2 separate regions of the Homo sapiens genome follow, and region 1 is linked to region 2. A link is an interaction called in ENCODE POLR2A ChIA-PET data of the cell type or tissue named here. Cell type or tissue: IMR-90. All regions are shown on one strand. Each heading gives the region's core, and the rest is flanking DNA. Links, peaks and the distances in the headings are about the cores only.

What was found. ChIA-PET counts read pairs that join two places held together with the same protein. Peaks named below come from ENCODE experiments on the same cell type or tissue, not always from the same donor. Only the 100,000 strongest peaks of a DNase experiment are listed, where the experiment ranks them.
Region 1: POLR2A ChIA-PET joins it to region 2 with 5 read pairs; 1 of 35 experiments calls an interaction of 5 or more read pairs at or near these places.

The regions. Positions count from the first base shown.
Region 1 is chr3:149,372,508-149,375,432 of GRCh38, forward strand. The region is part of intron 3 of TM4SF1 (transmembrane 4 L six family member 1); the gene reads right to left. Among named protein-coding and RNA genes, the nearest start is that of TM4SF1, 3.7 kb to the right of the region's middle. In IMR-90, for the core only: no CTCF peak of the experiment used is centred there; a DNase peak (open chromatin) is centred at 1,374; H3K4me3 peaks cover 378 bases; H3K27ac peaks cover 1,385 bases.
Region 2 is chr3:150,249,725-150,252,649 of GRCh38, forward strand. No RefSeq gene overlaps it. Among named protein-coding and RNA genes, the nearest start is that of LINC01213, 13 kb to the left of the region's middle. In IMR-90, for the core only: no CTCF peak of the experiment used is centred there; no DNase peak of the experiment used is centred there; H3K27ac peaks cover 884 bases.

The sequences.
Region 1 (2,925 bases), core at 251-2,750, 880 kb before region 2:
AATATGCTGGAATTTTTCAACTGAGACCTTTGGAACAAAGCTATTTTTTGTTTTTAAGGAATAAATTAATTTGCAACAGGAAGCAAATTCATGGGATTAAACCCAACTAATTTGATAGCTCTTTACTTTTTTCTGAGACGGAGTCTGACTCTGTTGCCCAGGCTGGAGTGCAATGGCGCAATCTTGGCTCATTGCAACCTCTACGTCCCAGGTTCAAGCCATTCTCCTGCCTCAGCCTCCCAAAGTGCTGGGATTACAGGCGTGAACCACCACGCCCGGCTGATAGCTCTTCACTTTCATGATGCTGTGCCCAAGAGTTGATAATAGCATGTAGCACACTGCATTTGCTCATTCAACAAAGATTATTGAGCAGTCAGTGTGAGTCTGACACTGAGCCAGAGCTGGGGATATAATGGAGCACAGGGCACGGGCTCTGTCCTGAAAGAGCATAGCTTCTAAAGGAAGAGACAAGTCACAAGTAATCTCAATGCAACAGATATGCTGATCGGTAAACAAAATATGGAAGAGCCACAGAGGAAGGGCATCTAACCTAGTCCAGGGAGAACAGCTGCTTATGTATCTATTCAATAAGGCTGAGCTCCATGAAGGTAGGAGCCAGACCTATTCATCATTGTATATCCAGCCGCTAGAACAGTATCTGACACACAATAGCCACTCAGCACATTTTAAAAGCAGTTGAATGATAAATAACAATATGAAGTTGCTTTGTGAAATGTCAGCAAACCATACTGAGGTGATATCTGACTATAGATTCTAGGATTTAGTCGATTTTATAAATACCTGGATATTCTTCCAGTCTGAAAAATTCTACTTCTGATAGCTCTCCTAGAATTTCAGCCTTTGCTACAGAGTATTTGGATTCTTAACAAAATATAATACAATCATGTGGGAAAATCAAGGTTTGACTTAATTCCACAAAGAGGCCTGGTATAATTCTTTTCTTATCACGACTTCCTTCCACAACAGAACAAAGGGGCTTGGAATTTGAGACCTAACTTTAGAATAGTTCATTGAGCCAATCAGAGATTATAGTTGTTCATTTCAAAAAAAGTTCTGTTTTTGTGGCCCTGTCTTTCTGCATGTCAGCAGAACAAAAATCTATATTTTCAGGTCTCAATGTAAAAAAAAATTTTTGGCTCCACCTGGCTCCCAGGCAACTAACCTGTGGCTTGTGACTGTTAGTTATTTCCCATATTGAAATCCTTGGACAGTTTTAAATGAAGAATGACATAGAAGAGGAGGAAGGTTTCTTGTAGAATCCAGAGTGGATAATGGGAGGGGCAAACAGTCAAATAGCTATAAAAACCATTTAGCAATACTACCACCTCTCCCTGCATTCTGGTTGCATAAGTCATGACTTTTCTTAGAAGTCTGTTTGTGCAATAGTTTTGTATGTTTGTACATATGTGAATAGCCATTTTCTACTAGTACATCCAGTATGTTCTGATAAAAGCTGAGTCATGATTGATCACAGTTTTGAACACCAAAATTTCAAACTTCTGTAAGTATCAATTTTCCTTCAAAGGCTACCATTGGGTTATGTTTATTGTAAGGTAGTAGCTAATATTAACAGCTAACAGTGGCAGTTGCACACAATGTGGCAGCCTCTGTGGGGAACATTTTACATATTATTTCATTAATTCTCATGACAATTGCCATTGATTTTATTTTACCAGTGGAGTAACTGAGATGCAGAGAGCTCATTTCACCTTTTCCTACAGATAGGTGCAGAGCTGTGATTGAACCCAGCTAATTCAAATTCATGATCTCATAACTGTGCTAAATTTGTGAGATTCATATATCCTCACTACATGCTTTAAATTCATGGGGTCAAACATTCTTGATAATATAATTTGTTATTAATATTATTTTTAATCATGAATCTCAAAACTAAACCTTTCAAAATTCAACTTCAGAAAGTTGAGTAGGGAAAAGGGAAACTCAGAATCAACTCCTGCTCAAAGAAACATGTCATCCATTCATCACCACATACATCCGTTTCTATCAGCTGTGCTGTTTCTGTTCTTTTCTGGATAACTGATAAAAAAAATAAGTATCAACATAGAATGGTAGAACAGCACAAATTATCCTGATATTATGATTGTGAATAGGCCTTACTTATATAGCTTAATAACTAAAAAAGGGGGCATTGTACATAGTTTGTATGTTTTATATGAGTGTATGTATGTGTATGTTTTATATGAGTGCATGTATACACAGGGGTAAGGGCATGGTTTGCCCTGGGCTTGGGTTAAATTCATATAGTTGCCATTCTTATTATATATGGATTCTATAATACTTTCTTATAAAGTAGTAAAATGTATTACACTTAATCAGGCAATTGTTCTGGTATAATGTATGAAGTAATTGAGATGCACTATATGAACACAAACTCTACATCTAGACTGCCTGGGTTCAAATGCTAACTGCCACTTTCTGGCAACGTGACCTTGGATGAATTACTCCATCTCTCTGTGATTTTGTTTCCTCATCTTTAAAATAGGAAGTCACTTCATAGGGTTATTATAAGGACTGAATTATTGAATCTATTCAAAAGCACTCTGTATTTGGGAAGCTGAGGAAGGGGTATTGCTTGAGCTCAGGAGTTAGAGGCTGCAGTAAGCTATGATTGTGCCACTGCATTCTAGCCTGGGTGACAGATCAAGACCCTGTCTCTGGGGGAAAAAAAAAGAAAGAAAGAAAAGAAAAGAAGCATTTAGAATTTGTTTAGGTCGGGGACTGGGGATCCATCCTTGGATACCTATTGCCTAAACCATGCCTGAGTCAGTGAGAATAAACACTGGCTAGGTGGGTGGATGGATGGATAAGTGGATGCCTATCTGGTTTGATAGAGCTGCCACTATATACATGTGGTGGATAAAAATGTGTAGCCATGTAGAGAGT
Region 2 (2,925 bases), core at 199-2,698:
GAAAGCCCTGTAGAAAATTAGAGGGGTGGAAGGCAATCATTTAAAATAGATCACATTCAGTTTTATTAAAAAACCAAAACAGCTGGGGTATTGATTTGCAAGCTCTGTAATGCCATTGGTATGCCCAACCTGGCCAAGATATTAAAAAGATATTTAAGGAAATGTCACTAAGTGTCTCAGGCACAAGTTTTGGCATATTCAACCAGCATTGTGGTGCTGTGGGTAATTCGTCTTCCTTTATGTTTTGCTATGCAGCACAGGGGGAGGGGACATTTACAAAATGATTTACTGTGACACATCCATTATAATGAAAGCATGTGCCGCTTGCCAGCACTCCTGGCCCATCTTCTCCCTCCCAGATGCTCGGCCATATGTCCCATGCTTGGCGTGAGCGACAGTTGTGTTGATAGAGAAGGAGTCCTGGGATCTCGGTGTTTTTAACAGAAATCCCAGAAAGCTCTGAGGTTGCTGGCTCAGGTAAGAAAAGCAGCAGGAAAGGGCCCATTGTTTGGGACTAAGTGTTTTTAAAGATGCTTCAGTGGTATAACCACAGGATGGAGTGAGATTTACTGTCTCCTCAAGGCCAGGAGGATTGCTGAGAGAGGAGCTCAAGCTTCACTTGGGGAGCTTTCCACTGTTGCTGGCTTCCCAGCTCAAGTTCTCTTTCCTTCCTCACCCCTCCGCAAGATAACTGGCTGCTCTCTGCTCTATCTTCCAGCAACAGCCCATTCCTCAGTTACCAGGACCTTGCATCCAAATTCGAGCGGCACGCATTACTGCTTCGTGAAAGCAGCTGCTACTTTGACCATGTGGATCTCCTGGCTCCCTAACTATTGCAACCCTAGCTTAATTGCCTCTGCTCCTGGAATAAAATCAGCACTTATTGAACACCTGCATATGGAAGACATCATGCTAGGCCCTGTGAAAGAAAGAAAGAAATTTGGTATACAGTTGGTTTTGCCTTGAAAAGTTTACCATCTAGTTGTGAATTAGTACTCCCATCTATGTCCTGGCAAACCTTGGACAAATTTCTTAACCTCTTTGCACCTTGATTTCTCCATCTGTAAAAGAGAGGATAATAGTATATAGGATTGATGTAAATCAATTAATATGTATAAAATGCTTAAACTAGTACATGACACATAATAATCACTCAGTAAATGTTAGCTAAATTTGGCCCCTAGTTGGAGGAAAGAAAGAGGGAAAAAAGAGGAATAAAATTAGATTTATGTGCTGTATCTTGTAATAAAATTTTATATATGTTCACTGAATTCTCACAATACCATGTAAGGTAGATATTACTGTTACTCTTTAATTTTTAGTAAATTGAGGCTCTGCTAGGTTAATACTTTGTCCAGGTGTTCAATGTTGACAAAGCTTACAGTCAAGGCCAAAACTACTTAGTGCCACAGCCCATGATTTTGAAAAGACAAATAATTTAAAATTTAAATAATGTTTACAAGACACTAGAGGTTGTCTAGCAAAGGTCAATCTCTGATTGATTTCCCAATAAATTGCATGAGAAGACATTGCCTAAGAGTTCACTTCGATATGGAGCTGGCAACCGCAGGGAGCTCTTCCCACCACTAGACCTGAATGAAGCATCGAGGAGCCATTCTTGGAAGCCAGGGAGGGGAGTGGAATGGAAAGGGCTGCCTGGCAGGAGCTGTATCTCTGGGTAGAGGGACACAGCCAACCTGCAGGAACCAGCAGAGAAGGGGCCAGGAACATACTCTGATCTTACCTCCTCCTTCCTCTCTCCTGCCAGTACTCTTGGGTAAGCAAGCCCTTTGCTGCTGTCTAAATAGGTCATCCTCCCTGGGCAGAGAACAGGATGGAAAAGAGTAGAGAGAGGACCTGGGGGTGCAAATGTAAGATATCCAACACAGGAAGTTTGTTATAAGATTAGATAACTTACATGGCACTGTGTCTGCTACACAGAAGATACTGACCACCTGATGGTTACTATTATTTCTTATTATTTGTCCTGCTTTGGTTGGCTTGGTATTTATGTGTCCAGTTCAGATCCTCTGGCCTCACCGCAAACAAAAGAGTTTTCTAATCCCTGTAGTAGCATGAGAAGTGACTCACTAAAAAGTCAATTAAGTTTCTTGTCTACAATCTTTTGCCTCTATTTTTTTTAAAGGAAGCTTTCAAATGGGGTTGGGGGTGGGGAACTTGGAAATCATTTTTTTAAACACAAGCTTTGTGATTTGTCTTATTGGAAGTTCTTAACAGAGGAAAGGGGCCTGTTTGTTTAGATTGCTATGCAACAGGAGGCATTGAGTAAATGGTTTCCCAGTTTTTATTATTTTAAACTTCACCCGGAGAAAATTGATCCAAGTTTAAGAAAGACAGGAGGAATGGAATATAGACTCTAATGTTTCCAAAATTCTAAATGGCACTGCAAATAATAGAACCCTAAAACAAACATTCACAAACAGAAAATTACCTTTGTATTTCTCACTTTCAAGGTAAAATCCGTAGAAAATATGTCTTCATCTATTCAAACAGAATTTTTTCCAGCTAATTTATACACTACATGCTAAATAATGACAGAAAGTTGAAAGTTTATCACTTTCTACCAAATATCAGCAAAAGGTTAAGTTGCTGTAGAATAATTACTTTTTATCTCCATTTTTCACCCACAACATGCAGAAAGCACAACTAGGCAGAAGCCATCATTGACCAAGAGGAAAGAGGGGCAGATGCCTCCTAAAATTCTTTCCCTATCTCAAACTCAGTCACCAGTTTTTACAAAAGCTTCACATTCCCCCATCGAGCTATTTTTCATTAGGCCAAGAGGTTTTGGGTTGATATTCATGTTGGTGCTGGCTCTATCAGGCTGGCAGGCTTAAGGCAGTTTCTGAATTTCCTGTTCAAGTTAGAGGGGAAAATGCACATGCGTCCAGTGCCCTGAACTTG